Linked DNA regions of Homo sapiens: region 2 is linked to region 1. The links are chromatin contacts, found by Hi-C or POLR2A ChIA-PET in ENCODE. All regions are on one chromosome and are shown on one strand. Each heading gives the region's core, a stretch centred on a gene start or an enhancer-like site at or near the end of the contact. The rest is flanking DNA. Distances are from core to core; before and after follow the strand shown.

Region 1 (5,777 bases), core at 2,774-5,273:
AATAATAACAAATGAGAGTAGATCCCTTTCTCATGCACAAAAAGTAAGTACTGGGTTGAGTAAAGCCCTAATATGAAGAATATAAGTTTAAAACTTTTAGCAAAAACACAGGTGAATACCTTTGTGATTTAGGGGTAGAAAAAGATTTCTTAAACAAGACTCCCAGAACACAAATTGTAAAGAAAAAGATGAATAAATTTGACTACACCCAAACCAAATTTCAGTATAAAAACAGACATACACGGCCAGGCACGGTGGCTCACGCCTGTAATCCCAGCACTTTGGGAGGCAGAGGCAGGTGGATCATGAGGTCAGGAGTTCAAGACCAGCCTGGCAAATATGGTGAAACCTCGTCTCTACTAAAAATACAAAAATTAGCCGGGAGTGGTGGCGGGCGCCTGTAGTCCCAGCTACATGGAAGGCTGAGGCAGGAGGATCACTTGAACCTGGGAGGCAGAGGTTGTAGTGAGCTGAGATCGCGCCATTGCACTCCAGCCTGGGCAACAGAGACTCTGTCTCAACCAAAAAAAAAAAAAAAAAAGACATACACTAGGAGAAGATAAGCAACAGGAAAAGATAAGCAACCAATGTAACCAACAAGGTAATATTTTCCAGAAAACATGTACCAGTGAAACTGATGAACAAACCAATAGCACAGTGGGCAAAGATGTCAAGAGCAGACTAGTAGGCATTTGGAATTAGACTCCTAGAATTAAGATTAGCCTAAAGAAATCTGGGCTGGAAATAGAGATTTGGGCTATATCTTAACGATCATATTTGAATTTGGGGCACTGGATGACCTAATGGGAAAAAAACATGAAAGAAATAAAAGTCTTGGGCCTAGCTAGGACAGGCAGAAGATGAGTGATCCAAGCTCAAGTGCTTGAAAGTAAATAATGACTCCTTTAACTGTATTTACATATTTATCTTGAGTTTTCTGACCACAGTTTCTTTATGTCTTTTAAAGATGGAGTCTAAAAACACTATCGCATAAGGTGGTCAGATAAGCCTATTACATCTATTTAGAGCAATATTATCTTTAGACCATGTTTCATGTGCAGCCAAGAAGGCAGGGTTGTGGAAATGAAATACAAATATAAATGAAAACAGGATTTAAATTTTAAGTAAAGGGAATTTAAGAAAATATTCCTTTTAAGTGGATAATAAGGATTTTTAAATTGGTGGAGTTAGGAATTATCTCCTATTACACATTCGCATAGCTCATGTAATGCATCAGAATACCTAATATATGATCCACACCTTTTCTCTGAATTTCAAGGCCTCCCAAAAAAGTTTTATCCATATAGACTTGCATTCACTACATTTTTTCTACTTGAAAATAGCAAACCAGCTATTCACATAAACTGCTAAGAGGAAGTAAGCCAACCATAAAAAATTACATACTGTAAAATTACTTATATGTGAGGGTCAAAAACATGCACAGCAATACAGAATAGTAGTAATGGTGGTGGATGTGGTTGGAAGGGTCGCTTTTTAAAAACGCCTCTATTGAACATTCTGTATATTGATGTGGGTGGTGGTTACCTGGAACTGTACATTTGGCATTTGAGCATTTTACTATATCTTTAAATTGAGGTATGTATTTTTTAATTCTTTAAAGAAAAACTGCTTGGAGGTCTTATTCTTAATGCACAACAATCACAAACATTAAATTTATACAGTCCAGAGAATGTAAAGTTGCTTTAAAAAAATTCTTTCCTTTTCTCACTTTAAAATACCAAGGGGAAAAATTAAACTCAACACAGCACGTCTTGCCCTTGTCAAGATGACAGATCCTCTAAGAGAAGAAACGAATAGGTAATGGCCTTTTCCAGATTTTCTTTTCCTAATGTACCCCACTTCCAACCTACCCCTACCTCAACTAGGGTATCTAGTTGTACCCAAGGGTGCTTCTACATTAGATCCACAGAGATTAAAGATAACAGTTAACAGAATAGTCCAGAGGACAAGGATATTCAAGTTCCATCATCTTCAGGATAAAAAAGCTCCAGGGTTTACCTCCAAACTCTCTCTAAAGGAAATCCCATCAACCTTTTAAACATCACTTTGTATACACCATCTTCTATACTGCCCTAGCTCAAAAACATGAACCTGTATCTAAACGTGTTTGTAGAATTTCCATTGTAAGTTTTACTTTAACAATTTTGAACAATTATAATGATAGAAAATTATTTAATCTAGATTTTGGTCAACTCTATTACTGATATTCTTTTTTAGTGAAGGACAATCACAAACACTAAATTTATACAGTCCAGAGAATGAAAGATTGCTTTAAAAAATTCCTTCCTTTTCTCACTGTAAAATAAAAATACCAAGGGGAAAAATGGAAAGTATTTATTATAACTGGCTGTTACACTGTCATACACAATGAAATACTGGACCATTAGCAGTTCGTTATTATATGTTGTTAAGTGTAGAACTGTAAATAATGAGGCATATTATTAAGATATCACACACATTATCCAATCAGCAAGTGCACAACTTCGGACATTTTGACTTCAGCCAAAATATGAAACAAAGTCATAGCAAGAAAGTTATTTCAAGGGAGTGAAATTTTCTCCTCTTACCCTTCAAATCTTTTAGAGATATTAATAAAAACAACTATCCAGCCTGGGCGATATAATGGGACTCCATCTACATACACACAAAAATTTTTAAAATTCGTTGGGTGTGGCAGCACACGCCTGTAAACCCAGCTACTTGGAAGGCTGAGGCAGAAGGATCCCTTAAGCCGGAGTTAGAGTCTGCGGTGAGCTATGATCTGACCACTGCACTACAGCCTGGGCGATAGAGCGAAACCTTGTAACAACAACAACAACAACAAAATTAAAACCTTCAAGATCAAGCTTGCCCAACAGGATGGCTTTGAATGCCACTCAATGCAAATCTGTAAACTTTCTTAAAACTTTATGAAAAAAAATTTTTTTTTAGCTCATTAGCTACCATTAGTGTTAGTGTATTTATGTGTGGCCCAAGACAATTCTTCTTCCAGTGTGGCCTAGGGAAGCCATAAGGACCCCCTGCGCTAGACTTCAGCAGAAGCCTTGTAACATAAAGAAAACCATACATAAGGCTTTAGATTCTTTTTTTTTTTTTTTTTTGTGACGGAGTCTTGCTCTGTCTCCCAGGCTAGAGTGCAGTGGCACATTCTCGGCTCACTGCAACCTCCGCCTCCCTGGTTCAAGCGATTCTCCTGCCTCAGTCTCCCGAGTAGCTGGGACAGGCACCTGCCACCGCGCCCGGCTAATTTTTCTATTTTTAGTAGAGACGGGGTTTCACCATCTTGACCTGGCTGGCCTCGAACTCCTGACCTCGTGATCCACCCGCCTCGGCCTCCCTAAGTGCTGGGATTACAGACGTGAGCCACCGCGCCCGGCCAGCTTTGGATTCTTTTACCACTTTCCCGAAGGAAAAGGAACTGAAAATATCTAAGGAAGGACTACTACGAATCTTCTCTGAGTGGCAAAAACCAGAGGTTTTTGGAGCTAGGGCTGCAGTTAAGTTGCCAAGGGGCAGAGATGTAAACAGTTCCTGGTTTAGTTAAAATATTTTAATTTTTATTTTTTTAAGCCTGGCCTTTGGGTGAAGGAGTAAAATTAGGCACTGGGGTCTGGGTAGGGGGAGGATACTCATGGGCGAGTATGCAACCCTAGGGCCACAGCACCCAAACTGTAGGGGAAGAGGCGGGGCGAGAGGGGACGAAGTAGAGACAGCAAGAGACTCACTTTTGAAAGGCACTTTCGGTTAGAAAGCATTCTCACATGCTTATCTCATCGCACACAGTATCCTTTCTGCTGGTCTCCAGCATCTACAGACGTTAAAGGCCCAAGAGGAGGGCCACCTTCACACGAGATTCCGAGGAGGGCCTCGCTACCCGCCAGTTCCCGCGCCTCGGCAGTCCGCCGCGAGCGTACGTCACTCGCCCGCCGCCAATCGGCGCCCGGCAGGTCACCTCTCCTCCCAGGGCCCGCCGCCCCGCCCGCCGCCCAGGCCGAGGCCGCCAGTGCCCGCCGGCCGCTTCCGCTCCCGGCGCAGGCGCGGCAGCTTGGCCAGAGCGGAGGGGGCTCGGGAGAGGAGTGGACGCCGCTGGCCAGGATGGTGCTGGAGAGCGTGGCCCGTATCGTGAAGGTGCAGCTCCCTGCATATCTGAAGCGGCTCCCAGTCCCTGAAAGCATTACCGGGTTCGCTAGGCTCACAGGTAATCCTCCCCCATCAGCCAGTCCCCATCCTTGCACGTTCGCCAAGCGGGGGAAGGAGGCGTAAAAATCCTAGGGCCAAGGGGCGGGACGGAGCTCGGCGCCTGGCACGTGATCCCCGCGCGCAGAGGAAGGTGGGCGCGCGCCGACGCAGCTGCCTGGGGAACGCCTGTGAGGCAGTCTCCGGGTGCTTGATGCCCCAGGGTCTTTTGTCCTCGGAGTTGTCTCCGGTGTCATTCCGTGGCAAGATACCAGGTTTTTGCAGAGAAGGTGCTGAGTTGGGAACAGGCCAGTCTCTTTCATCTCCTGTCCTGCTCATCGCTCTCTGTAGCGTACTTGTTTATTTTAAAGCGGGCTAAGTCGTCGTTATCTAAGGCCTCATGTAACAGGCAGCCCCAGCTACCGGCTGGGTTGTACCCTCAGCATGTGGGTGGGAGTGTGTGGGAGAGAAATATAGACTTACACGTAACACGTATATGACCGTTTTATTTAGTAACGAAATTAGGAGATAACCTCCATTCCCTCAGGTTAGAATTGACCTATCATAGGTGGCATTTGAGGTCATCTCCGTTTCTACGGTCCCGGGGCCCGCTGCGGTAACTTAAGTTGGAAGAAAGATACCTTACCCAAGAAAGTATTCGAAGGCCGGTATGAGGAGTGAAATCTTAGAAAATGAAATTTAGTGAATATATGTAACGTTCTATACTTAAGGACCCTCACTTAACCCACACAACTCATGAGGATTTCACATCTAAAGGATGAAAATCTCCAGAATGCAGTCAACACTTGGGAGATTGTGTTGAGTTATGAGCATTTCATTGTAAGGGGGATATTTCTAAACGGAACTCAGACCGAGTAGGATGGTGAAGGAATCAGCAAGTATTGAACTCCTATGTCCTAGGTTATCAGGGAGTGCAAACATGAATTAAGATAATTCTGAGGTAAATAGGGTTGCTTCGCCGGGAACGTTCTAAAGATCTGTAGTACCTGACCTAAAATACAGCAATCGCACAGCTGTCTGGTAGAAGAAAAATAAGATTTGTGTAGACTAAAATATAGAACTGATAACAAATTAACCAAATTAGTGAAGGTTATTGGGAGGTGAATTTCAGTCTAAGGAAGATTTTTTTTTAAATTAAAGAATGCTTTCCCCAAACAAATGTGGTGCTTCAGTGATAGCCCCTCTCAAAGATGAAAAAAACAAACAAAAAGACTCTGGTGGTGGGTGGTCGATAGATTTAGAAGGGATAAACTAGATGACAAATTCTCTTCCAAATCTAGAGATTCATTGAATTATGGTCAGACAGACGCTCTGTTGAGTGGATTGTGAGATTTTAATATTTTTTAAATATTAAGAGTTTTAGTAGAAAACATGCAATTGAATAGAAAGCATGGTAACAATAATAAACATTAAAAAGGAACATTAAACATCAGAAGCAATGCAAAAGTAAAATAAAATGAAAAACGTTTCACATCAAGTGTTTATAAACATCAGATCTTTTGATCCTACCAGTTTACTCTGACAGAATTGCAGCAATTCCATAAAATTTTGGCTTTCCC
Region 2 (5,121 bases), core at 1,886-4,385, 3.3 Mb before region 1:
CTCTATTTTATTCAAAAACGGCATGTGTTGATTAGCTCTATGTGAAGATTTTTTTTTTTTTTTTGGAGACAGAGTCTTGCTCTGTCACCCAGGCTGGAGTGCAGTGGCGCGATCTCCGTTCACTGCAACCTCCGCCCACTGCAACCTCCGCCTCCCAGGTTCAGGCGATTCTACTGCCTCAACCTTCTGAGTAACTGGGATTACAAGCGCGCGCCACCACGCCTGGCTAATTTTTGTATTTTTAGTAGAGAAGGGGTTTCGCCACGTTGGTCAGGCTGGTCTCGAACTCCTGACATCGTGATCCGCCTGCCTCGGCCTCCTGAAGTGCTGGGATTACAGGCGTGAATCACCAGGCCCGGCCTACGTGAAGACTTTTTAAAGAGCAATGTAATGTTTTACAGGTCATGTACACCAGGGGGAGCATATGCCTTTCCTATCTAAGAAGTCTTAAGTTAAATTTAATATGACCTGTCATAGTACATTAATGTTTCAATCTCTCAAACACAAGGAAAGGTCATGAGATGGTCAACATCTTCATCATCATCATCATCATCTTTTTAAAAACTATTCCTAACTAAGAAAACGACTGTACTAAGTGAAGTTTTTAGGCTTTAAATAAGCCAGGTGCACTGAGACAAATGGAATGCAACAAAAATGATGCTAACCTGATATCTTATAAATTATTCCGTATAGTATACTTTACAAAGATATCTACCAACTCGCACTGTCTACACTATACAATAAGTATAATGTATATCTACACTGCACTATGTACTAGCGTGTTCAGATTACCTGTTAAGCAAAACAGCATTTTATTAGGTATACTTGCTTTCTAATTGTTTTAGTTTGGGCAATAATTTATAAAATTCCATGGCAGAGTTTTTCATTCCTTTCTCACATGCAGTGATGCTCACAGTACATTTTCATTCATTCAACCAAGTTCAACAAATGTTCAAGAACGTATTTTACAGTAACTATAAAAATATTTGTGTGAGGTCGGGCGCAGTGGCTCATGCCTGTAATCCCAACACTTTGGGAGGCTGAGGTGGGCGGATCACCTGAGGTCAGGAGTTCAAGACCAACATGGCGATACCTCGTCTCTACTAAAAATACAAAAATTAGCCAGGCGTGGTAGTGGACGCCTGTAATTCCAGCTACTCGGGAGGCTGAGGCAGAAGAATCGCTTGAACCCGGGAGGCAGAGGTTGCAGTGTGCCATGATCGCAGCACTGCACTCCAACTAGGGCAACAGAGTAAGACTCCGTCTCCAAAAAAAAAAAAAAATTATATATATATATATGTGTGTGTGTGTGTGTGTGTGTGTGAAATTTTACTCCTGCATAAAATTTTAAAAATTTGTGGGGTTCATTCGCAGACATAGGTTATTAAGTGGGCTTACAAACTATCTCACTTTGTAAGGCAAGGACACATCCTACATCAATGAGCACCAAAAGAAAAAAAAAAGTTTTTTAAAACTGCATTAAGTTATGGATTGGGATAAAATAAATAATCGTCGTTAATTTATGACAGTCTCCTTTTCAGAAAAATCTCAACGAATGTGGGAATAATGCAGATTGGAATTAATGACTTGACAGCGATAGCAAAGGAATGCCTTTTTTTTTTTTTTTTTTTTTTTTTTTTGAGAGGGAGTCTTGCTAGGTCGCCCAGGCTGGAGTGCAGTGGCGCAATCTCGGCTCACTGCAACCTCTGCCTCCCGGGTTCAAGCGATTCTCCTGCCTCAGCCTCCCGAGTAGCTGGGACTACAGGTGCGCGCTACCACGCCCAGCTAATTTTTGTTATTTTTAGTAGAGACGGGGTTTCACCACGTTGGCCTGGATGGTCTCCATCTCTTGACCTCGTGATCCACCCGCCTCGGCTTCCCAAAGTGCTGGGATTACAGGCATGAGCCACTGCGCCCGGCCTTTCTTGTTTGTTTGAGACGGAGTTTCGCTCTTGTTGCCCAGGCTGGAGTGCAATGGCGCAATCTCGGCTGATTGCAACCTCCGCCTTCTGGGTTCAAGTAGTTCTCCTGCCTCAGCCCCCCCAGTAGCTGGGATTACTGGCATGCGCCACCACGCCCGGCTAATTTTGTATTTTCAGTAGAGACGGGGTTTCACCATGTTGGTCAGGCTGGTCCCGAACTCCTGACCTCAGGTGATCCACCCGCCTTGCCCTCCCGAAGTGCGGGGATTACAGACGTGAGTCACCGCGCCCGGCCAGGAATGCCCTTTTAAAAGACATGCGGACTAAACGTGGAGGAGCGAAAAGCCCTTTGTTCACTTCAGTTGTCAAGCCTTTTGGGCAGAGGGTTGGGAATGGAAGGGGCAGATGAAATTCTTTCAGAAAGTGACAAGTAATGTGTTGCCATCCTCTTCATATCTGTAGAAAAATTCCCAAATTTAAAGTATTTCAGTGAAATCAAGTAACACTTCGATCTTTATAAAACTGTCCTCAGCTCACAGCACCTGCAGCAACTTCCCCTCGGGCTCTCTACATTTCAGAGAGTTCAGCGACGTCAGCCCTTTGCAGGAAAAATGAGGTAAGGCAGCTTTAAAGAGGTAAAGCCCACGGTCTCTAGCCACGAAGTGGCAGGGCCATAACACGCTTTCCGGCCCTTTAGAGTACAGATTTCCCACTGATTCTTTGCAAACTCACTTTTCACATACTACGGGCCGATGGCAACCCCAAAACACACGCCGACGGAAAGCGCCCCACCACGGGGCGGAGCCTCGCCCACTATCCCTTCTAGGCTCCCAGCCAGCAAACGCATTTCAGAGACGGGATTAAGCTGTCTCTGGCGAACCAGGGAGCAGCTGGGTAGGCCGCGGGGGGCGCCTGTCATCGACGTCATTTCCTTCAGCAAGAGCGCCGCAGGAAACCACTTCCACACCACTGCTCCCCTCTCCCCCGGAAGCCCTTGTTGCTAGTAGGGGGCTGCATGGCACGCGCCCCTTTGCGTCCAGAGAATACCATAGTGCGGGGGAGCGCCAACCAGTGCCAGGACACTTACCGAGCTGAAGAGTTGACAGGGAAGTGAAATCTCAGAAAGAAAGCCTTTCTGGGTTGGCCTGGTTACGGCTCACGCTTCCTTCCACAGAAACTTCAATTCCCAGAGGCAGGGGCGGTAGTTACGCAGTGGAGGCTACGGCGGTTGCGTCTTACGTCATCGAACTGCGGCCATTTCGAACCCGCAATGGAAGAAAGGGGAGGGGTTTATGCGGGGCGGGGTCTGGAGTTAGTGTTTTGGGAGTGGGAGGTAGTTACAGTGATGTCTGTTTTTTCCCGTTCAAGAATTAAGTGTGTACCTGCAGACGTGTATTCATTCATATATTCTTGTGAGTATTGGATGAAGGAATTAAGATAGTCCCACTGTTAAAAATGCAAAACAACGAAGAAAGGCTCCTAATTTTTCTGTGTTGAAAATGAGAGAAAAACATCTCTTGCCTATATTATTTTTAATTTATACAGAAAATTACCATATCACATGATTTTACATAACTCAAGTGGAAAATTAAATTCAAAAAGTGAGTCAGATTCACAATAAAATGCATTTAAATTTAGAATCTGTAAGGCTTTTTTATGGCTGAAGTAAAACAGCCATAGCTTTACTCTTTATTCATTCCTTGAGCTATTTTTCCTATGCTGTTTTGCAAAACATCAGATGACATTTCATTGTTTATAATACTTGACCTTATATAATCTTTTGCTATATATAGATCATGTCAACTGAGAGAGAAATGAAATACAACCCCGTAGATTGTCATTTTCTATTTAGTTTTTTTCTCCTCTACTTCTAATAGGTGATTATTGCAGAATTTGAAGGTAAGAATGAGGTTTGCATCTTGAATAGAAGACTGGCTTCTCATATAGAAAGAATTTTGAAGTAAATTATCCTTGAAGATATTTGAACATGTTTAAAGGCTTCAGTGAATAGAAAATTAAATCCAGAATTTGAGATTCTCTAAAAGAGCCGAAATTTCTTTGACTTTAGTTACAAAACTAAAGTCACTCTTGCCATAAGCCCTTAAATTTTACTTGAAACACTGTATCAGCTATAACACTGTTGTGAGTCCCTCTTCTGTTTCTTCCTCATCTCAAACCTAAAAGATCTTTGTTAACTGAGCACTGGCAAAAAAGTCTGGATCCACTTCTGATCTGTTAGTAGGGCATCTTTTTTCAGCTGCCTCCATATGAGGGCAAAGAGTAGCTGAGGGAGGATTAGTAATTGGATATGTAGCCCTTCACATGTAGGTCATTAAATTCAGGCTGGCAAAGTGATGTGCCAAATCTTTCCACAGCTGTTCAGTTGCTCCTATGGGATCTGTTTTATAAATAATTATACAGTTTTTTCAGAGTTAATACCTGGCCTCCTTAGATATTTTAAACAAAGTTTTAAAGCAAAAAAAACCACTTCATATTCTAATAATGAAGTCAATAAATTTTCTTTTGACATAGACATTTAACTTTGTAGTCATTTGGTGCAAAATTTAAAATGATTCTATTATTAATCCAAAGTAAGCACCAAAAGAGCACCAGCAAAAGTCAATTTAACAAAAAATTGAAACATATAGAAAGTTTAAGACGGTGAAATCATGTGAAACAATATTTTCATTGATTTGTAAAATTTATGTATTTATTTATTTGACACATGTATCGAGTTCTATGCGTTTTGTCTTAGTATTGGTGATACAGAAATGACGAAATCATGCTCTCTGTGCTTAAGGAATCCTTAATCTAATAGGGGAGCCAGCAGTAAATAAATACCATACAACATGTACTTGAGATGCTTGTACTTTGAAAGAAGCAACTAAATGCTCCTTGAGGCAGAGGACATAGTTTTGGAGATTAAATAATTTTGTTTCATCTTGGAAAGTAAGTAGGAGTTGTACAGGTGTCAGAAAAGTGAAGAAGTTTAAGATATTGGGAACAGTGAAAGCAAAGACCTAAGCGTGTCATAGTTTTGCACATGACTGAAAAGCTGTGGATAGAATGAGGAAGAAGGAGGAGATAATAACCCTAAGGGCTTCTCTAACTTGGACAACTGTAGGAATGCAGTAACATTAACCGGGTCATTTAGGGAATACTGGAAGAAAAATAGGTTTTGAGGCCGGGCGTGGTGGCT

What was found. A loop is a pair of places that touch in the nucleus more often than their neighbours do. ChIA-PET counts read pairs that join two places held with the same protein, here RNA polymerase II (POLR2A). Pooled maps may share reads with other maps.
Region 2: a loop to region 1 is called in a map of B cell, with 27 times the contacts of the local background. The contact joins the promoter of TRMT10A here to the promoter of CISD2 in region 1. A Hi-C loop is called at or near these places in 4 of 168 maps with a recorded cell type or tissue (B cell, CD8-positive, alpha-beta T cell and naive thymus-derived CD4-positive, alpha-beta T cell) and 12 of 50 pooled maps. POLR2A ChIA-PET finds 5 or more read pairs at or near these places in 1 of 52 experiments (CD4-positive, alpha-beta T cell).

Annotation. Positions count from the first base shown.
Region 1 is chr4:102,864,969-102,870,745 of GRCh38, forward strand. CISD2 (CDGSH iron sulfur domain 2) reads left to right here and starts at 4,024. Exons shown (of 3, transcript NM_001008388.5): 1 at 4,024-4,219. The coding sequence starts at 4,117. It also overlaps a transcript of UBE2D3 not described here. RefSeq lists an enhancer at 3,475-3,614 and silencers at 3,845-4,134, 4,165-4,284.
Region 2 is chr4:99,560,904-99,566,024 of GRCh38, forward strand. TRMT10A (tRNA methyltransferase 10A) reads right to left here and starts at 3,136. Exons shown (of 8, transcript NM_001134665.3): 1 at 3,010-3,136. It also overlaps a transcript of MTTP not described here. RefSeq lists enhancers at 2,240-3,439, 2,675-2,804, 3,155-3,214.